3 separate regions of the Mus musculus genome follow, and regions 2 and 3 are each linked to region 1. Evidence: chromatin loops called from intact Hi-C (ENCODE). Cell type or tissue: gastrocnemius. All regions are shown on one strand.

Region 1 (8,000 bases):
AGTTCTTTAAGCACTTTGTACCCGGGACCTCTGGTTAATTCCTAGGCCAAATGTTAACAATTGCCCCTGTTTTGTATCTTCTCTGTTTTCTGGGGTCTTCTACTGTATTGTCAGTTCACAAGCCACAGCTACCCTGGGTCCCACGAGACTTTTCCGGGGATATCCTAAGGTATCCAATCTCCACTTGCAGTGTATCTCATAAGCACCTGGCTGTACTCCCGCAGTTCTAGCCCCTATGTGCCTCGGCCCCTCAACATCCCTTTGCTTGTGTGTCTCTGTCTCCACAGCCCCTCCCCCTGCAGCCGCGCAGAGCCACCCGGCTCGTGGCCGCTGTTTACAAGGACACGCGCTTCCTGACAGTGACGCGAGCCGCCTCCTCCCCTTCCCCACGCTCTAGGAGGGGGCCGCGGGGGCCTGGCTCCCGCGTCGGCCAATCGGAGTGCACTTCCGCAGCTGACAAATTCAGTATAAAAGCTTGGGGCTGGGGCCGAGCACTGGGGACTTTGAGGGTGGCCAGGCCAGCGTAGGATCCTGCTGGGAGCGGGGAACTGAGGGAAGCGACGCCGAGAAAGCAGGCGCACCACGGAGGGAGAGAAAATCTCCGGAAGCCCAGCAGCGCCTTTACGCACAGCTGCCAACTGGCCGCTGCTGACCGTCTCCAGCTCCCGAGGACGCGCGACCGGACACCGGGTCCTGCCACAGCCGAGGACAGCTCGCCGCTCGCCGCAGCGAGGCCCGGGGCGGCCCTTCAGGGGGACCTTTCCCAGATCGCCCAGGCCGCCCGGATGTGCACGAAAATGGAACAGCCTTTCTATCACGACGACTCTTACGCAGCGGCGGGATACGGTCGGAGCCCTGGCAGCCTGTCTCTACACGACTACAAACTCCTGAAACCCACCTTGGCGCTCAACCTGGCGGATCCCTATCGGGGTCTCAAGGGTCCTGGGGCGCGGGGTCCAGGCCCGGAGGGCAGTGGGGCAGGCAGCTACTTTTCGGGTCAGGGATCAGACACAGGCGCATCTCTGAAGCTAGCCTCCACGGAACTGGAGCGCTTGATCGTCCCCAACAGCAACGGCGTGATCACGACGACGCCCACGCCTCCGGGACAGTACTTTTACCCCCGTGGGGGTGGCAGCGGTGGAGGTACAGGGGGCGGCGTCACCGAGGAGCAGGAGGGCTTTGCGGACGGTTTTGTCAAAGCCCTGGACGACCTGCACAAGATGAACCACGTGACGCCCCCCAACGTGTCCCTGGGCGCCAGCGGGGGTCCCCAGGCCGGCCCAGGGGGCGTCTATGCTGGTCCGGAGCCGCCTCCCGTCTACACCAACCTCAGCAGTTACTCCCCAGCCTCTGCACCCTCTGGAGGCTCCGGGACCGCCGTCGGGACTGGGAGCTCATACCCGACGGCCACCATCAGCTACCTCCCACATGCACCACCCTTTGCGGGCGGCCACCCGGCACAGCTGGGCTTGAGTCGCGGCGCTTCCGCCTTTAAAGAGGAACCGCAGACCGTACCGGAGGCACGCAGCCGCGACGCCACGCCGCCTGTGTCCCCCATCAACATGGAAGACCAGGAGCGCATCAAAGTGGAGCGAAAGCGGCTGCGGAACAGGCTGGCGGCCACCAAGTGCCGGAAGCGGAAGCTGGAGCGCATCGCGCGCCTGGAGGACAAGGTGAAGACACTCAAGGCTGAGAACGCGGGGCTGTCGAGTGCTGCCGGTCTCCTACGGGAGCAAGTGGCGCAGCTCAAGCAGAAGGTCATGACCCATGTCAGCAACGGCTGCCAGTTGCTGCTAGGGGTCAAGGGACACGCCTTCTGAGAGCCTCCCTTGCCCCATACGGACACCCCCAGCCTTGAAGGCTGGGCGCCTGCCCCCCACTGGGGTGAGGGGGGCAGGCGATGGGCACCCGCCAAAAGGCCTGGGGCGCAGCTCACACACTGGACTCCGGCCCGCCCGCCTGCGCCCAGTCCTTCCACCTCGAGGTTTACATGGCCCCCTTCCAGCGTATTTTGTATGTTTTTTTTTTCTGCAAAGAGACTGAATTCATATTGAATATAATATATTTGTGTATTTAACAGGGAGGGGAGAAGGGGGCTGTCGCGGCGGAGCTGGCCCCGCCGCTTGGTACTCAGCCTGCGGGGATACTAGGGAGGGACCTCCGCCCCCTGCCCTCCCCCTCTGCATAGTACTGTGGAGAAGAAACACGCACTTCGTGTCTAAAGTCTATTTTAAGATGTGTTTGTGTGTGTGTGTTTGACTTTTTATTGAATCTATTTAAGTAAAAAAAAAATTGTCTTTATTAATTTCTGTGGTCTCTTTTTTCTTCCAAGCTGGGCGGATGGAGGGAGAAGATTGGGCTACCCCAAGCACGGTGCTGTTTGTAGCTCGCTCCTTTCAGGTATCATAAGGTTCAGTACAAACGCCCAGACCTCCTATCCCCTGAGTCCTGGCACCAGACGCTGCGCAGGCGGGCAGTGGCGGGGAACAAGCTACCCAGGACAAAACGCGGAATGTGCAAGCATGACCCCGCCCAGCAGAGTGCGCCGGGGCTTTCCCCGCTGACGTTACGGAAGCTCTGCCCATATATGGGCCTATTCAGCTCAGTGACGCCAGCGCGGTCTCCGGGCAGATTCCGGGAATCCCCTCCCCCCCGCTCTGCCGGGCAGGGCCGCGGCGCCGGGAAGGGGGCCGGGATTTTCCCGAGCAGGCGGCTTTCTGGGCGCGGAAAGCCCCAGGCCCGGGTCCAGGGCGCCCGCGGCGGGAGGGCCGTGCTCTCATGAGCCCTGGGAGCCATCCGAGCGGCTTTCAACAGACCGGCGCCGGAGCCCCACCGCGCCCACGCCCCCTCCATTAGACCGACCCTGGCGGAGAGTAACTGCAGCCTTCCTGTAGTTGCAGACGCCGTCAGGGCAACTCCTGCCAGGAAGGGCGGCGCCCGCCCGCCAGTGTCCCCCTCCCGTGTGCCAGGCCAGAAGCCGGCGACTGCCAGGTCTGGTCCTGTCCCGGCAGTTGTTTGGGCAGCTGGGCGTCGCCACAACCCGGCTCCAGCAGCTGAGGTGGGAGGTTCAAAGCTGCTACTTGCTGTTGGGATCTGGGTGCCCTTGAAGCTGGAAGATCCAAGCGCAAAGGAAACCGTACCACTCAGGTGGAGCCGAGGAATAATTCAGTAGTGAAGGGAACGGGCCTCAAGCCTGTCTAGGCTACATAGTAAGGCCCTTTCTCAAAACAAAACAAACATAACCTGACCTCAAACAAACAAAACCCTCAGACACCGTGCAGACAGAAAAAAGGAAAGTAGATGGGGGTGAGTGAGACGAGATAGCTCGGCAGGTAGAGATGCTTAGATGCTTGCCACTGTTACCTAAGTTTGATTCCTGGATCCAGGAGGAAAAACCATTTACCTTCACATGCCTGAGAGCGCACGCGCACACACACACACACACACACACACACAACCTCTTAGAAAAAAAAGAAAGAGCTGGAGAAATAGCTTAACAGTTAAGGGTATGTCTTCCAGACCGTACAAGAATGCTGCTTCGCCTGAACCCACCTGAGAAAGCTCACAACCCCCCTTCAGTTTCAGGGGATGCAATGCCCTCTTCTGGCTTCCTTAGGCACTGCACCCTCCCACCCACAAAACACCACACTTTTTTTGTTGTTATAACGAAAGCAAACATGGTTTGAATATGGTGATGAGAGCCAGGAAGAGGAATATATGTTCAAAAAGTGCCTTCTGGGATAAGGGAGGCGAGCTCATCTACAGACTGAACTGTCAGCTTTCCAACAGATTTGCCAGTGTAGGTTCGGGACAGAGGAAAGGAGTGCTCCCTTCGATATAGTTCTTGTAGCCAAAGAAGCAAGATCATCTGAAGAATCCTAAGAGTGTGCCTGAAATGGAATGAGCCACAGTAAGGTGGATGACCTCAAGGGAGGCCCAACCAGAGGCTCTGAGAATACATTAAGTTCCAAGAGATAGCTCAGTGGGGGGCTCTGTGGTAGAGGGCTTCCAAATCATTCACGAGACTATGGATTCTATCCACCCCTAGCATGAGGATAAAAAGAGGGGAAAGAATTCCAAGGGGAATGAACAACACTCAGAAGGTATCAACAACAGCAGGACCCCAGAATAAGCAGAGGCTGAAGGAGTCACAGTGTGGGGACTCTTGTGTCAAAACATAAAGTAAAACTAATGACCAGATCACCCTTGTTTTGTAAAATGAAAGTGAAACTCAGAAAGAAAAGCTACCCAAGTGCATACAGCTCAGTGAAACATCCACCTCCTAGCCTAACCAGCACCCGTTCTCAGCCACTCTCACTACCGGTCTCACTCTCCTGCCCAGAGTACCAGACAAAAAATTGGGTCAGAGCCTAGAGGTTCGCAAACTTGAACTCACAGGGCAATTTGACTTTAGTTTTTATTCCCATCCAATGTAAAAACCCAGTGAAGATCCAGCTGTTACATATCATTTTATATAGTTAATGGTAAGATATGGACACTGGTCTAAGAGCCAGAATCCAGAAGTAAACTGCCGACCCCTATTTTTTTTTTTTTACAGAAGTATTTATTTCATGTCTATGCACGTTCTGCCCATGTTCACGTGCATGCCTGGTGCTGGAGGATCAGACGAAGGTGTTGGATCTGGCGTTAAAGAGGGTTGTAAGCAACTATGTAAGCTCCAGGAATGGAACCTGGATCTTCAGGAGAAACATAAAGAGCTCTTAAAGAATCCCTCCAGGCCTAGTAATTATTTGGTCTCACTGTGTCCCACCATGCTCAGACCATGGCGTGAATGAGGTAATGCCTCCACCTTGTGGTGAAGAGGCATAACTACAGAGTCAGTTGCACAAGCCAGAGTGTAAACTACTAAAACTACTAAACACACACCAACACAGACTTACACTGTCCCTAATACTTTATTGGTTTCCTATAGACCTGGGCCCAGCTAGGTGTGCTCAGGGCAGGATCACTATTCACCAGATTCCAGGTGGGTAATGAGAAAACCTCAGCCTAGACTCCAGCCCCTTCAGAGAGTGGAGGAAAATCTAGCATTTTCTGGGCCAGCACAGGACATCCAGGTTGGGGCACAGGTGAAATCCAAGCTTCAGGCTCACCCATGTTTACCCATCTCAGTTGTGTTTGGAGAAGTATTCCTTGCTGTCATCCACATTGGGCTTGATGGTGTCACTGCCGGGCTTCCAGCCAGCAGGGCAGACTAGAAAACACACAAGGATGAACACGTGAGGCTCAGCTCCACCACCAAGGGCAGTGGCAAGCAGTTCATTTGAGAGCACAGGCAGCACAAGAAAAGGCTGGGAGCTAAAAGCCAAACAGGTTGCATGTGGACAGAAGACTCCGTTCAGACCAGTTTGAAGTGACATTTTTCTGTCCCATCATTTTGTTTCTTCTGTCCTTTGTTTTGTTGTTGTTGAGGAAATCTAACTATGTAGCCCAGGCTGGCCTTGAACCCATGGTGATCCTATTTCAGCCTCCTAACTGATAAGTATCACCATGCCCAGCTCCAAATGCTGCAGTACTGAAATATAAGCCTTAATCTTGTGCAAGACAGACAAGCACTGTACACCTACTTGTCCTTCAGCCCTTTTTTCTTTGCTTTTTTAAAGAATGGGTCTCTGGCTGGCCTACAATTTTCTCTGTATCGATCAGGTTGGCCTCAAGCATGCATTGATCTTCCTTCCTCTGCTGCCCGGATGCTGGAACTATAGGCATGTATCACCAAATCTTCCCTTTTCATTTTAAAATGGAATCTCATTCTGTAGCTACCCTGGTGACCCCCTGCTCCTAAGTGCTGAGGTCACAGGCCTGAGTCACAGTGCCTCGCTCCTTCAATCCACTCTCTCCCTTAGCCTTAACTCTACTAACCTTTGCATCTATGGTCAGCTTTCCCTTCCACATGCTGAGGTACTGTGACTGGGCTGGAGGCATAGCTCAGTGAGTATTCACTGAGTGTGTGTAGTTGTGTTTGGGGCTTTGCTTTGATCACTAACACACACTCACACAAAGAATTTTTTAAAGGAGGAGGGGGGGATGGCATCTTGTGCCTTTAATCCCAGCACTGGAGAGGTAAAGGCAGGCAGATCTCTCTGAGTTCAAGGCCAGTTTGATTTACATAGCTAGCTCCAGGCCAACATGAATATATTGAGACCCTTTCCTTAAAAAAAAAAAATTATACACACACACATGGTGGAGGGAGTGAAAAAAATGGGAGTAACTCTTGGGACACTTCTCAAATACTTTTTTTTAGGTAGGCTCACATACAGTTTAGGCTGAATTCACTAAACCCTTAAACTCTGATCTTTGCTCCTTAGCATCCCAAGTGCTGGCATTCCATGAATACACCAGCATGGCCAGTTTTATGCTGTCCTGGGGACTGAACTCAGGGCTTTGTGAATACCAGGCAATCACTCCACCAACTAAGCCAAATTCCCAGCTTGAAATCTGTGAATAAGCCTGTTAATGCACTGTTTTCTTTTCTTTTTCTTTTTGTCTTTGTTGTTATCATTTAAGAAAAGGTCTCGTTCTATATCACAGGCTAGCTCAATCCTGTCTCAGCCTTCCTTCCTCGGTCTTCCAAGTGTTGGGATGACCCAGCATTCCTAGTTCAAATACCTTCTGTAGAGCTCTGCTAGCTCCCAACTCTCCCCCTTCATGTACTAATAATCCCTGCCCCATCCTAGACACACCCTGCAGGCAAAGAACTGAATTCTATATGGGGCTCTATTTTTTTAATATGTTTTGCATGTATATATTAGTATGTATTTGTATGTATGTATGTATATTTTGCTTTTGAAGGTGTGTGCCACCATGCCATATCCTATTCATTCTACCACTTCTACCATCAGGACATAAGATCCTGGGTTTCTGTTTCTTTTTTTAAGGTTTATTTATTATTAGTAGATAAGTACACTGTAGCTGTCTTCAGACACCCCAAAAGAGGGTGTCAGATCTCATTACGGATGGTTGTGAGCTACCATATGGTTGCTGGGATTTGAACTCAGGACCTTTAGAAGAACAGTCAGTGCTCTTACCCTCTGAGCCATCTCGCCAGCCCAAGATCCTGTCTTTTATTATTATTTTTTTTATTTTATGTGTCTGTGCACCGAGTGTGCTTGGTACCCCAGGATGTGGTGAGCATAGACTTGGGTGATAGGGCTAGAATTTGCTCTTTTGCAAGAACAAGTGCCCTTAACCACTGAGCCAACTCTCCAGTTCATCTTGTATACATGTTTATCTGTGTACCATGTGCACGCCTGGTGCAGGAAGAGGTCAGGAGAGAGCATCAGATTCCCCGAGACTGGAATTATAGATGATTATGAGCCACCATGTAGATGCTAAGAATCCAGCCCCGGTCCTCGGAAAGAGCAGCCAGTGCTTTTACCTGCTGAGCCATCTCTTCAGCCCTGGCATGGGACTTTAATGTTTATCCCACAAAGATGCTGGAGCAGACAATTCATTCATGCTGGGCAGAGCTGAGGCAGCCTTTCCATTTGTGAATACTCACCTTCCCCATGCTCGTCTGTATACTGAAAGGCCTGGACTAGGCGGAGAGCCTCGTCTACAGAGCGTCCCACAGGTAGGTCATTGACTGTGATCTGGCGAAGGACACCCTTGGCATCGATGATAAAGAGACCCCTGAAGACATGAGGGCCCACAGTGAGGATCTGGGAGACCACCTGCTGCCAGAACAGGAAGGGGACACTCCCACACACACCCCCACCAGACACAGTGGTCCCTTTAGCTTTGAGGAGGGGGCTCCTGGAGCTGGGCTGAGGTCCCTGCTGTACCTGTAAGCAATGCCCTCATCATTTTTCAACACGCCGTAATTCTGGGACAAGCTTTTAGTCACGTCAGCAAGCAGAGGGATATTCAGGGGGCCCAAGCCTCCCTCCTTCCGTGGGGTATTGATCCTGAAGGTGAGAGAGACATGGTTGGTGCCTTAGGATGCCCAGGATAGTAGAAGTCTCCCCCATGGGCCTCCA
Region 2 (8,000 bases), 96 kb before region 1:
AAATATGAAGGATGGATGAGGGGAAAGCAGGAAAGATATTTGAAGCAAGGGGAATAGCATATGCTAAAGGACTTGGAGAAGGTGGTGGCTGTAGCTGGTTCCAGGTGGGTCACAAGGAAGGCTGAGCTAGGTGCTTTCTATACCCAAGGCTAGCAGTCTCTAGGCCAAGGGTGTGGCTCAGTGGCAGGGTTTGCCTAGCATTCTCAGTACCAACAGAAAGTCAGGGACAAGCTGACTGAGGACTTCAGGCAAGATCTCAAGGAGACCGACTGATAGTAATAGTTCCCCACCACTCATTCCTTAGGGTGCCTTGGCACTGGCCCTGCCTGTGGGTTCTAATGTGGTACAGTCACTGGCTTACCATCCCACGGAACCCTGCCTACTGACTGCCATGGGAGGCAGCATCCAGTACTGGCGAGAAGAGACCTATGAGGCAGAGGGTGGAGCAGGCTGAGGCTTACGGACCTGACACCAAGGATGCAGACTGACTCAGAAAACCCAACCAAAGGGCCATTTATTCTAGAGATGCTGCTGACCAAGGAGTGGGCCTAGGGAGGGGCTGGCATGTAAAGTAATAAATAAAGGTGTGGCAAAAAGCCTCAGTCTTTACCAATCTTCTTAGTCTTCATTCTTCTCAGCTCTGAAGGCATCTGCCTTTTGGGCGAATGTCTCAGCCACCAGCAAGGGGAAAACCAGAGAAGCATCAGCATAGACCTGCAGAAGACCTCAGTGAGCCCTGGAGCCATGGGCAGCCCACGGACCCTGCACCCTGCCCTGCCACCATCTACCTTTACTGGCTGTGCGTCCATCCGGATCTTGCCCCAAGAGACAGCCTCATCTGGCCGGGCTCCGGAGTCTGAGCCATCAAACTCCTGGGCTGTGTTGATATAAACAGCGTAGTCTGCTCCATTCCTCTGTGGGTAGAGGAAGCCCTCGTCAGAAGCCGTAGAAGGCTGGGTATGATGCAGAGGAAGGCCTAGAGAGCTTTTAGGAAGGGCCCATCAGTGCCTGAGGCTGCCACAAACCATCCGCAGGAGACCACACCTACCTCTGCTCCCACTACAGCACTATTCCATGCCTCCGATCCATTCCCCTTCACCCCACAGCCACCATATAACACAGTGGGGACGGTCACAGGCCACTGCACTCACCATGAGGTTAGCGTTGGCAATGTGGTGCTTGACCACACCTCCACCCAGGATGATCATCCCAGAGCGCTTGGCGAAAATGGCCTGCGTGTTGATGAGTCGCAGGTCTGTGAGAGGGCAGAGGTCAGGCCTTGACCTCGGCGGGCTTTCCTCCCCCTCCTCCCCGGGCCTTAGCACCTCACCTTCAACAATGTCCAGGACCAAGCCTGGGTTTTTATAGGAATGGAAGAAGATCATGTCACCCAGTGAGCCATCTGTGAGTGCTGGACTCAGCACAGGGATGTGGTTCTGGTGGAGACAAGACCAGTCAGCAGCTACAGCTCACACCCCAGGAAAACCCTGACCCCCAACCCAGTGGCGTCCCTCCCAACCTGTGTAGGCCACTCAATTTCTCTGCTGGACATGACCCCTCTGTTCTACATGTGGAGGCAGAGTGAGGAAAACCACACATGGCTTGAAGGTGCTGGCACACTGAGCACTGGCTTGTCACTTCCAGACTCTTGTGCTGCACTGTCCCTGGGTGCACAGTACCCTGGGTCAGGCCCCACTGACTTCTAGGGTACTACACTAAATCCCGGGAGTGTAGGGGCATAACTAGGAGAACCTTGCCATCAAGTGATACACCTCGTCTAATTTGGGGAGACCAAGAATAATTATAGAGACGCTCAGGTAGCTACAAAGACAAAGTCAGTACAAGCCAAAGCCTGGGAATACCGTCCCCACCCAACCCACCTTATGGGCCCAATAATACACAGAGTCTGGGTTGTTGATCTCCTTCCCAAGCCGGGAGATCATCTTGGAAGGTGTCCACTTCACACCCTATCATGGGAGAGAATATCGTATTAGCTCATATGTCTTCTGACTCTTACTATGCAGGTCCCCGAGCCCTTCCAGCCCCACCTCTGTGTTCTGCTCCAGCACCATCTGGTCCAGAATGGGCATGAGCCAGTCCTCAAACTTGCAGTAATTGTCATTCGGCACCAGCAGGTTTCCAATCCTGGAAATGGGAGCCATGCGGGCATGGGTCACGGGGATCCTCTGCCCAGCTTCCCCGCCCCGACCACTACTCAAAGCCTCCCTCACCTGTTGATCCCACTCTCCCGGAGCTCCTTCCCCCTGAGGCTGAACTCGCCAAGGTATGTGGGCGCCAGGCATTTGATGAGATCTTCTTCCACACCTCCAGCAGTGGTCACCAATACATCCACCTGTGGTCGGTCGCAGGCAACACTGACCCCCCCTTCTAAGCAGCAACCTAACCTGGGTGAGCTCATCCAGACCTAAGCATGAGCGCTACAACAAAACCAACTCCAGGCCAGGCCTCCCTCTGCCTGAAGCAGACCCACAGCCAGAAAAAGTGGCACGGTCTTGCGATCCCAGCACTCGGAAAGGAGGCTGAGGCATGAGGACTGCCGGGATGTCAAAGAACAATACTCCATCTCCTCACACCCTTTTTTTTTTTTAATCTATTTTGGGCGGTGGTGGTGCATGCCTTTAATCCCAGCACTTGGGAGGTAGAGGCAGGCAGAATTTCTGAGTTCAAGGCCAGCCTGGTCTACAGAGTGAGTTCCAGGATGGACAGCCAGGGCTATACAGAGAAACCCTGTCTCAAACAAAACAAAAACAAAAAAGACTAAAAGATGTATTTAATATATGTGAATACACTGTCCCTCTCTTCAGACACACCAGATCTGTAATGGCATCAAAAGATCCCATTACAGACGGTTCTGAGTCACCATGTGGTTGTTAAAAAGCAAACCCAAATCTTTCACAGGACCGCAAATAATCTCTGAGCCTCTTCATTTCTCTTAACTGAAAAATAACCCTTTTTTTTTTTTTCCTACTGGCCCAAGGAGGCTGGGGTTCCAGAGCTAACGTGGACCCACCATGTTGTGCTGCACGAGGTATCGAATGGTCTCCCGGATGCCTGAACTGATGAGGTTGGAAGTATAGCCCAAGAAAATGGTGCAGCCTGTAAGTGGGCGGCGGCTCTGAGTCAGGTCTGCGTGATGATCTTCATCTACAGCCAGTGGCTCCAGTTTTTTCTCAATCTGGTCATAAGGGCACAGGAAAGTTGCACTAAGACTCCAAACCTCAGTTGAGGTACCCTACCTGGCCTGGATTCCAGAGGTTGATTGCACTCAGGGAGACTACTACAAAACCAAAGCACAACCCCTGGGCAGACCCTAACCCTCCCATTCCAGGTCCAGGTCTGTCACTTGATGGTTTGAGAACCACCCAGTATCTTCAAGTCTCCTTCCACCGGGAAAATCGAACCCCGGGCTCCCCTAGCGTTAAGCTCCTCCTACAAAGCCCTTTTGGATTTTTAACTCCAAGCTCCACCCATCGCAGAACTCTAGTTTACCCGGACTCCGCCCTCTCCCGGACGCTCACGCGGAAATCCGCGCGCAGCGGCCCGGCATCCCGCCCGGGTGGCCCCGCGCCTCACCATGGCGTTGACTTGCTGCACCGCGCGCCCGAAGTTGGTAGCCTGGAAGCCGGTGGTGCGGTAGGCGTCCAGAAGCGCATGGTAATCTACGCCGCGGTTGAAGTCGTAGCCTTGGACCTGGGCGCTCTCGGGCGGCAACGCTGAGCTGTGCTTGAGCACGGCGGCCAGCGCCGAGGAGGGCGCCGCCCCTGGCGGGGTCCCTTCCATGTGCTCGCGGCCGCTCTCAGGTCTCAGCAGCCTCGGCGCCCTGAGACCCGCAAAATCCCTCAGCGAGGTCGGCCGGAGCCCAGGAAGTGCGACTCGAGAGCCTTGGGGGCGTGGGGCGACGAAACCGGAAGTCACTTGGTCTCGTGACCTTGGGCAGCGCCCGCCGTCCTGGTAGCCGCCATTTTATCCCTGTGTTCCGTACATGTGGTCCAGGAGCTGTTACTGAGCTTCAAGCATAGGGAAGTGCCTAGTTTGCAAGCTGTCTCTCTGTCCAAATATTCTTGTCCCCCATGAGCGAAGTGATTGTTTCTTGGACGGTGTCCTTGAACACGACTTAGGGCATCAGGCAAAAAAAAAAAAAAAAAAGAGTTGCAGCCTTTTGTCAAATGGAATAGTGTTTTCTTTTGATGCTTCTTCCAGTCTCCACAAACTTTGTTGCCTCCTCTTTTCCCCCTCCAGCCATAGCTCAATTTTAACTGGATCATGGGCCTCTGGGGAGGCAGGGATGACTGCCATCTATTTACCACGAGAAGCTTGCTGAGAATCTATCATGCATCCTCTTAATGATACACTGAGCCTAGGACAGGGGCACCCCTTCTTCTGGTTTGTGTAGTCTAGACTAGAAATAGTGCTCTCTGCTGGAAGCTGAGATTTAGCAATGGACAAGACCTCTGACCTCCCGGTGACCATAGTATGATGAAACAGAAAATGGTTTAGTGATTAAACCAGGCTTGGGACACACTGCAATCCAGAGGTCGAGGCAGAAGAATCTCGAGTTCCAGGCCAGGCTGAACGATAGAGAGCAGGACCCTGTCTTAACAAAAGGGACCTGTGTGGCTAGGGAAATAGATGTTAGTATGGTCCTTGCTTTTTGAAAAAGCAAGAGTGTGGATTGTATATGTGCGTTCAATTACCAGAACTCAAGGGGCTTGGGGGTTGACAATACCAGTAATTCCAGCTCTGGGGAAGCAGAGACAGGCAGATCCTTGGGATGGGGCCTGCAGAATGACTCAGTAGCCAAAGGCTTACGATAGAAGAAGAGTCTGGATTCCCATACATTCTCTTCTGACCGCCACAGCAGGCCATGCATGCACAAGGTCATAACACAGGCTTGAGGACCAGGTGAATGTCTTCTGAGAGTGACATATGAGGTTGTCCTCTGGCCTACAATCAATCAATCAATCTCTCTCTCTCTCTCTCTGAAGAGGAGGAGGAGGAGTTGGTAACCTGAGCTGAAGGAAAAGGTGATTGGTGAAAACTGCCAAGACCAGAAGACCCAGAAAATTCCTATTACATAAAGACTTCAGAGACACTATTTTTCCAACGATCCCCTTCATTTAACCAATATCTGCCATCAGTGCCCAGTACCACTACCTGGAGGGAGGTCTGCATACATCCGGGAGGGCAAAGTGACTTGAATCCATGATACTTATCACCTCCTCCTCCTCCTCTAGGGAAAAAGTTGAATGAAGGTAGCTATGGCTACTCTGACTAAGATAGTGATGGCGGGGGGGCTAGAGAGATGGCTCAGCTGTTAAGAGCACTGACTATTCTTTTTTTGGTTTTTTGAGACAGGATTTCTCTGTATAGCCCTGGCTGTCCTGGAACTCACTCTGTAGACCAGGCTGGCCTCGAGCTCAGAGATCCGCCTGCCTCTGCCTCCCAAGTGCTGGGATTAAAGGTGTGCACCACCACGCCCGGCACAGCACTGAATATTCTTAGGAAGGTCCTGAGTTCAAATCCCAGCAACCACATGGTAGCTTACAACCATCTGTAATGACATCTGACGCCCTCTACTGCTGTATCTGAAGACAGCTACAGTGTACTCATATAAATAATAAATCTTTTTTTAAAATACATATACATATAGTAATGGCTGTTATGCTCAGAGTCACCATGATCAGCAAGCAGAGGGAAGAGCAGGTAGGGACATAGCAAGAACTTGGTCTCTAGGCTGGTAAGACATGACTTATTGGGTAAAGCCTTTTGTCAGGAGGCCTGGATACCTGAGTTCAATCCCAAGGCCACCGTGGTAGAACAGGTTCTCAGAATGTTAGCCTCTGACCGGTTTCACATGCAACTACCTTACCCTCAACGCACACAATAATTTTTTTTTTTTTGAGACAGTCTCACCATGGAACTGACTGGCCTGGAATTTATTATGTAGACCTGGCAGCCTCAACTCACAGAGATCAACCTGCCTCTACCTCCTGAGGGCTGAGATAATGAATGCAATTTTAAAATAAAAAATTATGCGTTTGTTTGTTTTGGGTTTTTTTGTTTTTTTGTTTTTTTTTTTTTTTTTTTGGTTTTGGTTTTTCAAGACTGGGTTTCTCTGTGTAGCCCTGGCTGTCCTGGAACTCACTCTGTAGACCAGGCTGGCCTCGAACTCAGAAATTCACCTGCCTCTGCCTCCCGAGTGCTGGGATCTGTGCCACCACTGCCCCCAACTTAAGATAAAAATTGTAAAAGACGTTGCTGAAGCAATCCTCTTTAGAGAAATCAACACCAGCACCTTGATGTCAGATTTCCAGCCACCCAGGCAACAATTCCCAGGGTTTATACAATTCACTCTGTGGCTTTGTTGGAGCAGTTCAGCCAGGCTAATACCCTGGTAAAAGAAAGAATGAACAAATGAATGAACAGATGAACAGTGTCAGGATAACCCTTAAGGGACAAAGGGGAAGGATGATAAGCAGGCTAGGTGTGATGCGAATCCCAGGCTGGCTACTCAAGGGGATGAGTCAGTGCCATCTTAGCCCAGGAGTCAAAGTTTAGTCTAAATGATATAGCCCCTGTCTGGGTAATAATGGTGTTGATCACGTAAATAACAGGAAATTCCAAGAGGTAATCTGGTAGACTCTGCAGAGGATGAGTTTACTGTAAGAGGCCTCAAAACAAGGGGACATTCTCTTCATTTTCTTGACAGGGTCCCTGTGTGGCCCAGGCTGCTCTCTAAATCCTGGCTCCCAGCAGACAATCTTTCCAGCTCTGCTTCTGGAGTAGCTTTGCATATACATAATGCCAACCACTCCACCTCCCACCCCAGATTGCTTCTTGTTCTGTTTGACATAGAGCTTTATGTAGCCCAGGTCATCCCTCACAGTGACAGGATCACAGGTGGACACCACCATATCCAAAACAGCCAGGAATGAAGCAAGGCATAGGATAGCTGGCAAGGACCCAGTACTGTACTGGTTCAGACCAGTGGGGCTGGGCTAGGGAGAAAGGCAGGTGGCATGAGCAGGAAGAGCAGCAGGAAGCAGCCTGAGAATTTCACTTAAAGGTTGACATGAGGGTCCATGAGGCAGAGAAGGAGGTGTCTGAGGGATGAAGGCCTTCGAGATGGATGCTGGTGCTGGATGCAGGTCTGGGAGTGAACGTGGTAAGACGGACGAGACGCAAGAGTGACTTGAACAGGATGGCGAGGTCAGCGTGGGCTATGAGACCATCTCAGAGCCCCATTAGAATTTTAAAATGAAGTGGAAGAGAGTTATTAAAAAGACAGTTTGGAGTTCAGAGAAGAGCTGAGCCAGGCTACTTATAGCCTTAGGGGGCAGAAGGAGCAGAGAGAAAGGTCTGCTGGGGACAATCCACAGATATCCAGCAAGTCAGAGTCCCACATCCCCCAGGCATGCAGCCAAGTCCCCCAGGGGAGCCAAGAAACAGGTGACACCAAAGCAGCCACTGGGCCTCCTGGGGAACAGACCCCTTCTGTCACAGCAGCTGCCACTGTTGTTACTGGTGACATTTCACTGGGTCCTGGCTTCAAAGTCTCTGCAGGGTCTGGGAAGGGGGTTGAAGAAGCCAGGTCAGTATTGGGGAGAGAGCCAGAGTAGGGTAGGTGAGGCTGGAGCAGGCAGCCAAGCGTGTTCAGGCGTCTTCAGGACCTAAAAGGAGCTGCAAAAGCTTGGAGTCTCAGGCTTGCACGGCCCTGCGCACCTTCTCCCAGATGTCTAGCAAGGTGGCCACTGGCAGTGACATCGGACAGGCCCGTCGGGCAGTGGAGCAACTGCGGATGGAAGCAGGCATCAACCGCATAAAGGTGAGGGTTGGGACAGCCTGGGGGTGGGCACAGCTGTGTAGGGAGGAGGTGGATACCCAGATGTGGCTGACATGATGGGGTCTGCAGGTATCCAAGGCAGCTACAGATCTGCTGCAGTTCTGCACTGAACAGGCCAAGAGCGACCCCTTCCTTG
Region 3 (8,000 bases), 130 kb after region 1:
ACATCTTTAATCCCAGCAGAAGCAGGGAGATCTCAGTAAGTTCCAGGCCAGCCTGGTCTATATCTGTATCAAAGACCCTGTCTCAAAGTGGGAAGATGGCTAGGTAGTAGTAGAGTAAAAACAGAGTAACTTTTGAAAGGGCAAGACATGAGTCCAGGAGCTCCAAGCCAGTCCTGGCAATTTAGTAAGACCCTTGTCTCAAAAATATAAAAACAACGCAGATCACTTTTATGTGCATTGGTGTTTTGTCTGCATGTGTAAGGGTATCAGATCCTCTGGAACCAGAGTTACAGACAGTTGTGAGCTGCCATGTAGGTGTTGGGACTTGAACTCAGGTCTCCTGAAGAGTGGCCAATGCTCTTAACCCCTGAACCATCTCTCCAGCTCCACTTATGTCACTCTTTTTTTTTTTTAAGATTTATTTATTTATTATATGTAAGTACACTGTAGCTGTCTTCAGACACTCCAGAAGACAGAGTCAGATCTCGTTACGGATGGTTGTGAGCCACCATGTGGTTGCTGGGATTTGAACTCGGGACCTTCGGAAGAGCAGTCGGGTGCTCTTACCCACTGAGCCATCTCACCAGCCCTCTTATGTCACTCTTAGCTTATTAAATTGGTTAAATATTAAATAAACAACTTAATATTCCTGTCCCTCAGTCTTCCTGACGGGTGTAAAGGAACCTGGTTTGTTGTGAGAAGCAATACCATGTCAACAGATGCACACAGTATTTGGTAACAACAATCTAACAGTGGACCATGCTTCAGACTTTTTTCCAGTATAGTGATGAAACGCAAACCTCACGCTTTGCTAGACAAGGGCTCTATCACAGAGGTATACATCCCCAGTTCTGAGACACTCCAAAACATGATTTGAGCCTGTTACACATTATTTCTAGCACTTCCTAATTCCAACCCTATAGTTAAGTCATGTATTCAGGTTTCATCAATTTAGGCCCCTTTCTCTCAGCTTCAAAAATTTGTTTTCCCCCAATGATTTTTTTTTCTCTTGTGACACGGTTTCACTGTGTAAGTCTGGCAGACCTAGACTACAGTAAGTACACCAGGCTGACCTGGAACTCACAGAGATCCACTAGAACCCCGGCCCTCCCAATGCTGTGATTAAAGATGTGCTACCATACCTGATTTTTTTTTTTACAAAGATTTATTTATTTGTTTTATGTATATGAGTGCACTGTAGCTGTACAGATGGTTGTGAGCCTTCATGTGGTTGTTGGGAATTGAATTTAGGACCTCTGCTCGCTTAGGTCGGCCTCACTCACTCTGGTCAACCCTGCTCGCTCAGGCCCAAAGATTTATTTATTATAATACGTAAGTACACTGTAGCTGTCTTCTGACACACCAGAGGAGGGCGTTAGATCTCATTACAGATGGTTGTGTGCCACCGTATGGTTGTTGGGATTTGAACTCAGGACCTTCGGAAGAGCAGTCAGTGCTCTTACCTGCTGAGCCATCTCATCAGCCCTACCTGATTTTCTTAATTAAAAAAAGAAAAAGAAAAAGAAAAAGAAAAAAAAAGTGAGGGGTTGGAGAGATGGCTCAGTGGTTAAGATCATAGACTGCTCTCCCGAAGATCCTGAGTTCAAATCCCAGCAACCACATGGTGGCTCACAACTATCTGTAATGGGATCCAATGCCCTCTTCTGGTGTGTCTGAAGACAGCTACAGTGTACTTACATATAATAAATAAATAAATCTTTAAAAAAAAAGAAAAGAGAATATAGTGTTTGTGTGCATGTACCTGCATTACACATCACAACATAGTGTGGAGGTCAGAGGACACCGGCTCTCACCGTCCACCTTATCTGACACAGGGTCTCTCTTCTTTTCTCCTGCTGCATTGCAAGCAAGCTGGTCAAGTGTGATTCTCATGTTCCTGCCTGCTATCCTGCTGAAGTATACTGCGTTTACAGTTGTGCATTACCACATTCAGGGTTTGTTTTTTTTTTAAAGCTTTTAATTTTTATTTTATTTGTATAGATGTTTTGCCTGCACGTATGTCTCTGTACTATTTACACATCTGGTGCCCACAGAATAGGGCTTCAGACCCTCTGAAACTCAAATTACCTGGTTTTGATCCTTCATGTGTGTGTGCTGGGAATAGGACTGGGGTCATTCAGAAGAGCAGCCAGTGCTCCAAACCAATCTCTCCTGTCCTTTATTTCATTGTGTTAAAGCAGTGTATCATTTAACCCAGGCTGGCCTCAAACTCACTATGCAGCTGAGAACTGAACTTTTGACCCCTGCTTCACTCACCGTCTTGGGTACTAGGACAAAGCAGAAGGCATCAAGCATATGTGTCAGTGGCACAGGACTGGAGGGAGGGTCAGGTCAGTCACAGGTCTGTCAAGATCATGTTGAACTTGGGTGTCCTCCAGTGGGACCTTCACCAGCAATGCTGAGTTCTGTACACTGCCTGGGGGACAGGGTGGAGACCCAGCTTCTTGACCTCAAGTGTCATTGCTTGACTGAGTTCCTCTCACTGCAAAGGAAGCACGCCATTTTTGTAAGGATTCCTTCTGCGCAGTTCATAGTCTTGTTTCAGGGTTCCCAATTCCTCAGTTTGGAAACACCTCCCATCCCCCATCCCCTACAGGTACTGTTCTTCCTCCTCCAGGCAGCAGGCAGAGTCACATGATTTGAGTCAGAGGACTCCAGATCCAAGGGTCCTGCTTATCTCACTAGAACTATCACCATAGCCATCTGTGTCCTTTTTCCTCCTCAAACGGCACCCCTTGCCTTCTGCCGTTTATTGCAAAAGCCAAGTCGTTTGTGGGAGACCACAAGAAGTGACTCCTTTCATTCTCCAGCTTAAGAGAAAGAGAAAAAAAAAAAAAACAAAAATCAAAAAACCCCTACTTCTCACCCAAGAAAACACGCTTACACTCACACCCCTGAGACTTCTGTGTTTCCTGCTCTTGAACCGTGGACAGCCCTAAAAGGTTTAAAAGCATTTCTGTCAAGATAGCTCAGGGTCACCCCTGTTGGCTTCTGACATTTCAGGGAGGCGAAATGACTTGTATCATGTCACACAGGCTGCAGGGAACTACGGGACGAGAGGAGAAAGCTGGTACGTTCTCTATGGCCTGAACAACTGTGGAACCAGAATGCAGCGAAACCTCAGGATCCTGGCTGGCCCTTGACCTTATCCTGAATAGGAAACGCTCGCCATCGGTGGGCGTTCCCTAGGTGCAGGACAGACGGAACGTGAAAGTTGCAAATAATCCTTACTTCTTCCCTCTGACCAGAGAGGATGGGAAAGGGCCGAAGCTAAGGACCCGTCTCGGTCCCGCACCGCACGGTTAACACCTGGTACCGCTCGCGCGGATTCTTTAAACGACTCCTAGCGAGCCAGAGACTCTCAGCAGCAAGGGCGGGGTTGGGCTGAGGTTCAGTCACGTGACCGTGCCTGAGTGGGCTAGCGGCCCCCACCCCACCAGGGGGCGTCCCCCACAACGCGTGGTCGACCCTCATTGGCCCATAGTGCGACCAATAGAAATCAGCCATCTGGGATCCCAGCGTTCCGAGCCACAGCCTAACTTGCTGAGCCAACTGGGAAGCAATGGAAAGGGACAGCTGTAGGTCTAAACCAGTCAAAAGGACCGAGGGGCGGGCTCAGCGGCTGTGTCAGGTTCGGGTGAGAGGTAGGTGAATATAAATTGAAGCGGCGGTGGCCGCGTCCGTCAATACCGCAGAGCCGCTGCCTGAAGATCGTCTTAAAAGGCCTGTGTGCCGCCGCCCCCTCGGCCCGCCATGCTCCTTTCGGTGCCGCTCCTGCTTGGCCTCCTCGGCCTGGCCGCCGCAGACCCTGCCATCTATTTCAAAGAGCAGTTCTTGGACGGAGGTAAGGTCTGGGCCCGTCTCGAGGCCGCTTAGCGACTGCTGGGCCCCGAGACCTCGGCTGCCTCGTCGTGTGTAATGTAATTACCGTTCAGAGGGCCAACACTGTGGCCCCAGAGGGACTAGGGCCGCGGGCGGTTCCATGTGTGCGTCCTTGTGGGACTAGGAAGGCTCAGCCGTTTCCCGCCCCCAGAGTTAGGATTCGTCCAAGGACCTGAAGCCCATCGAGATGTCAAGTTTGAGGTTGGGATGGGAATCCCCTTCCCCACCCCCACCTGCTTGTAGCTCCTGACAGACGTTGGTTATGGGGGCGGGGGTCGGACGGCCCCGCTAATCTGACTCTATGCCCTTCCCTTTCAGATGCCTGGACCAACCGCTGGGTCGAATCCAAACATAAGTCCGATTTTGGCAAATTTGTCCTCAGTTCTGGCAAATTTTACGGGGACCTGGAGAAGGATAAAGGTACAAGGGAGTGGGTGCAGGACAACTTCCTGGAGGAAGCTGTAGTCAGCACATACATCTTGTTGGGGCTTTTCCCAGGAACACGGGAGCCAAGGACAGGTGGAGGAAGGAAGGGAGGTCAGCCGTGCCCCTCTAGGTCTAGGGTATTCCGGGTTCACCTGATGACAGTCCCATTTCATCACAGGGCTGCAGACAAGCCAAGATGCCCGATTTTACGCACTGTCCGCCAAATTCGAACCCTTCAGCAATAAGGGCCAGACACTGGTGGTACAGTTCACGGTGAAGCATGAGCAGAATATCGACTGTGGGGGCGGCTACGTGAAGCTGTTTCCGAGTGGTTTGGACCAGAAGGACATGCATGGAGACTCAGAATATAACATCATGTTTGGTGAGGGGCCCCCAGCCAGTGCTGACCTCTGCCGGTTGGACAGTGGGTGCAGACTGAAACCCTTTGTAACCAGAATGCTGATCTTCATACCATGGAAAGCACTTGAATGATGAAAATTTTTGTCCTGAAGGACAACTTTATTAGTTGGTGTACAATATTACTTGAAGACTTATATTGTTCATTTGTATGATATTTTCTACGTGTTAATAATTTTAGAAATGATGCTAATGACAGGGTCTAAAAATCAGTGAAAAATCTGAGCATGTGCATATTTCTTCTGTACTCAAGTATGAAAGGGTGTGCTAGTGTGAAGGTCAGAGGGCAACTTTGGAAATCTCTTTTGTCATCTGGGTTCTAGGATCAAATTTGGATTGTCAGGCTTAGTGGCAAGTACCTAATTTACCACTGAGCCATTTGCTGGCCCCAGAATGGTAATCGTTTCAGATTTGTAGTCTTTTATGCCTTTAATGGATGCATTGAAGTCAGATGTATAACTGTTCCTGAACAGTTAGGACTTTGTATAGAGAACCTGTCTCAAAAAAACAAACAAACCCCAACCAAAACAGGTTTTTATTTCTGGATAGCGATGGCTGTGTATATGTGTAATTCCAGCATTCAGACCACTGAAGTAGATCAGAACTTTAAAGGCAGCTTCAGTTAAATGTAACAGTCTCCTCTGTCAAAAATAAAATAAGAGCTGGAGATAGAATTCAGTGGTTTCAGAGAACACAAGCTCAGTTCCCAGCACTCACACAGTGTCCTGTGACTCCCGTGCCCACTTCAGACCTCTGCAGGCTCCTGTGTATGCATGGTATATAGTCACAAATAGATGAGGTTAGGTCTCCCTTTCTCAAAGGATAGAGCCTGCCATCAGCCTGCATATGCTTCCTACATAGGTCCGGACATCTGCGGTCCTGGCACCAAGAAGGTTCATGTCATCTTTAACTACAAGGGCAAGAATGTGCTGATCAACAAGGATATCCGGTGTAAGGTGTGCCTGGGGTAGTCATTTAAATGGCTGTCATGGGAGGTCCCGGCAGCCTGGTGGGAGGGACTGCTCACCTCCTTCCCTCTTCAGGATGATGAATTCACACACCTATACACACTGATTGTGCGGCCAGACAACACCTATGAGGTGAAAATTGACAACAGCCAGGTGGAGTCAGGCTCCTTGGAGGATGATTGGGACTTTCTGCCACCCAAGAAGATAAAGGACCCTGATGCTGCCAAGCCGGAAGACTGGGATGAACGAGCCAAGATCGATGACCCCACAGATTCCAAGCCTGAGGTTAGTGTTGGGAGGGTAGCTCCACCTCTGTCATAGAATGGAGGACATCTGGGTCCACTTTGACCTCCACGTGTACTCCTAGGACTGGGACAAGCCAGAGCACATCCCTGACCCTGATGCTAAGAAGCCTGAGGACTGGGATGAAGAGATGGATGGAGAGTGGGAACCACCAGTGATTCAAAATCCTGAATACAAGGTAGGCTTGGGTGTTTGGGTGTGGCTCCCTGGTGGGATGTTTCCTTGGGTGCTATGATTAATGTTGCACTGCAGAAACAAACCAAGATAGGCCTTGGGGTCCTAGTCGGGGTTGTTGGCTGTACTGTGGGATGTGTCTGCCTCTCTATTCATCTGGTTTTCTTCTACAGGGCGAGTGGAAACCACGTCAAATTGACAACCCAGATTACAAGGGTACCTGGATACACCCAGAAATTGACAACCCTGAATACTCCCCCGATGCAAATATCTATGCCTATGATAGTTTTGCTGTACTGGGCCTAGATCTCTGGCAGGTGAGACATAGGAAAGACAAGGGTTCCTGGCAGACCTCAAGTCAGGATCATACTGGTTTATCTGGAGGGAAGAACAGGCAGAGGCACCAACCCTAAGGTGTTCTGAAATGGTCCGCCTAATGAGGCATTTCCTGTTTTATCTCCTTTTTCTTACTCAAGAAAGATGGTTTATTGTTAAAGCATTTTTATGTGTATGGTTATATAGAGGTCAGAGGAAAACTTATCAGAGAAGTTGGTTCTCTTCACTATGTGAGTCCTTGGAATCAACTCTGGTCATTAAAAAAATCTTGGCAACCAAGTGCCTTCATTTGCTGAGCTATCTCTGCCTCCACTGAGCACTTTTCTCTTTTCTGCAGGGCTACTTGGCATGTGCTAAGTCTTTTGCCAAAGTGCCCCTGCAAAATCACCTGGGATTACCCAGTTACAGCTCTGCTCACTGCCCACCCTGGCTACATAACCAAATAAGATTTTAAGAAACATTGGTACCGAGTTTTTGTTGTTGATGTTTTGTGTCTAGGCCAGTTCTTGGCATGAGTTGGAAAAAGAGAGCCCCAGAATGCCTGTTTTATAGAGAAAGTAGTGTGGAAAGTGAAGCCAGTAGTCCATCCAGGTCATTAGGGTGTGAGTTCTGGAAGCATGGCTTCTAAACTGTAATGCTCCCAGGATCACAGCTCCCCCCACCCCGCAACCCCCAGCCAGGCAGGCTGGTCTTGGTGTATGTATGTATGGTATGTACTGACTGGCCTAAAATTCTTTACTTCTGCCTACCTTCTCAGTGCATCAACTTACATACTTGCCTGTCCCACCCACTTTTCTTTTGGACATGATCTCACTATAATCCTGTTGGCTTGGACCTCCACAAGTAGTCTGTCTTCTCAGAGCTGGGATCTAAGGCATGTCCTACCACACCCTGCTGCCCCACACATTTTGGTGGATTCAAAGACTAGGAAAGGTGGGAATAGAGGCCTGTCCAGAGCCAGGACTGCCAGAAGTCACTGCTGACCACCTGTCTTTCCGTTCTTTCCCAGGTCAAGTCCGGGACAATCTTTGACAATTTCCTCATCACCAATGATGAGGCCTATGCAGAGGAGTTTGGCAATGAGACGTGGGGTGTTACCAAGGTGGGTCAGAGCTCTTTGTTTACTCTAGGGGTCATCTGGGAGGACTGGCAGACAGATTTGAGCCAGGTATTAAAAGATATGGTTGGTTGGTCCTCACAGGCTGCAGAGAAGCAGATGAAGGACAAGCAGGATGAGGAGCAGAGGCTTAAGGAAGAAGAAGAGGACAAGAAGCGTAAAGAGGAAGAAGAAGCTGAGGATAAAGAGGATGATGATGACAGAGATGAAGATGAGGACGAAGAAGATGAGAAGGAGGAAGATGAGGAAGAATCCCCTGGCCAAGCCAAGGATGAGCTGTAGAGGCCACACCACCTGCCTTCAGGGCTGGACTGAGGCCTGAACACCCTGCCGCAGAGCTGGCTGCTCCCAATAAT

The links. Peaks named below come from ENCODE experiments on the same cell type or tissue, not always from the same donor. Only the 100,000 strongest peaks of a DNase experiment are listed, where the experiment ranks them.
Region 2: it touches region 1 in a loop (2.9-fold over the local background); 7 of 42 quality-filtered maps call a loop at or near these places.
Region 3: it touches region 1 in a loop (2.7-fold over the local background); 5 of 42 quality-filtered maps call a loop at or near these places.

Annotation. Positions count from the first base shown.
Region 1 is chr8:84,971,215-84,979,214 of GRCm38, reverse strand. It overlaps Prdx2 (peroxiredoxin 2), which reads right to left. Exons shown (of 6, transcript NM_011563.6): 4 at 7,806-7,928; 5 at 7,523-7,653; 6 at 4,404-5,215. The coding sequence ends at 5,130. It overlaps Junb (jun B proto-oncogene), which reads left to right and starts at 467. Exons shown (of 1, transcript NM_008416.3): 1 at 467-2,306. The coding sequence starts at 786. The coding sequence ends at 1,820. In gastrocnemius, CTCF peaks have their summits at 2,716, 3,602 (motif pointing left) and 4,807 (motif pointing left); DNase peaks (open chromatin) are centred at 2,579, 3,600, 4,805, 5,187 and 3 more places; H3K4me3 peaks cover 3,665 bases; H3K27ac peaks cover 5,925 bases.
Region 2 is chr8:85,067,648-85,075,647 of GRCm38, reverse strand. Gm5741 (predicted gene 5741) reads left to right here and starts at 7,666. Exons shown (of 2, transcript NM_001195531.1): 1 at 7,666-7,846; 2 at 7,934-8,000. The coding sequence starts at 7,754. It overlaps Dhps (deoxyhypusine synthase), which reads right to left and starts at 3,891. Exons shown (of 9, transcript NM_001039514.1): 1 at 3,595-3,891; 2 at 3,032-3,196; 3 at 2,232-2,353; 4 at 2,049-2,145; 5 at 1,881-1,967; 6 at 1,331-1,436; 7 at 1,152-1,255; 8 at 789-914; 9 at 487-714. The coding sequence starts at 3,801. The coding sequence ends at 619. It overlaps Wdr83 (WD repeat domain containing 83), which reads left to right. Exons shown (of 9, transcript NM_026399.2): 9 at 305-613. The coding sequence ends at 454. In gastrocnemius, a CTCF peak has its summit at 3,530 (motif pointing left); DNase peaks (open chromatin) are centred at 3,581, 3,926 and 7,473; H3K4me3 peaks cover 1,677 bases; H3K27ac peaks cover 1,730 bases.
Region 3 is chr8:84,842,573-84,850,572 of GRCm38, reverse strand. It overlaps Calr (calreticulin), which reads left to right and starts at 3,642. Exons shown (of 9, transcript NM_007591.3): 1 at 3,642-3,865; 2 at 4,222-4,323; 3 at 4,508-4,711; 4 at 5,608-5,702; 5 at 5,790-5,999; 6 at 6,082-6,195; 7 at 6,365-6,508; 8 at 7,537-7,629; 9 at 7,729-8,000. The coding sequence starts at 3,775. The coding sequence ends at 7,926. 1700122E12Rik (a long non-coding RNA gene) reads right to left here and starts at 3,426. Exons shown (of 3, transcript XR_106144.5): 1 at 3,253-3,426; 2 at 2,278-2,503. In gastrocnemius, CTCF peaks have their summits at 3,451 (motif pointing right) and 4,745 (motif pointing left); DNase peaks (open chromatin) are centred at 3,529 and 4,685; H3K4me3 peaks cover 3,660 bases; H3K27ac peaks cover 2,727 bases.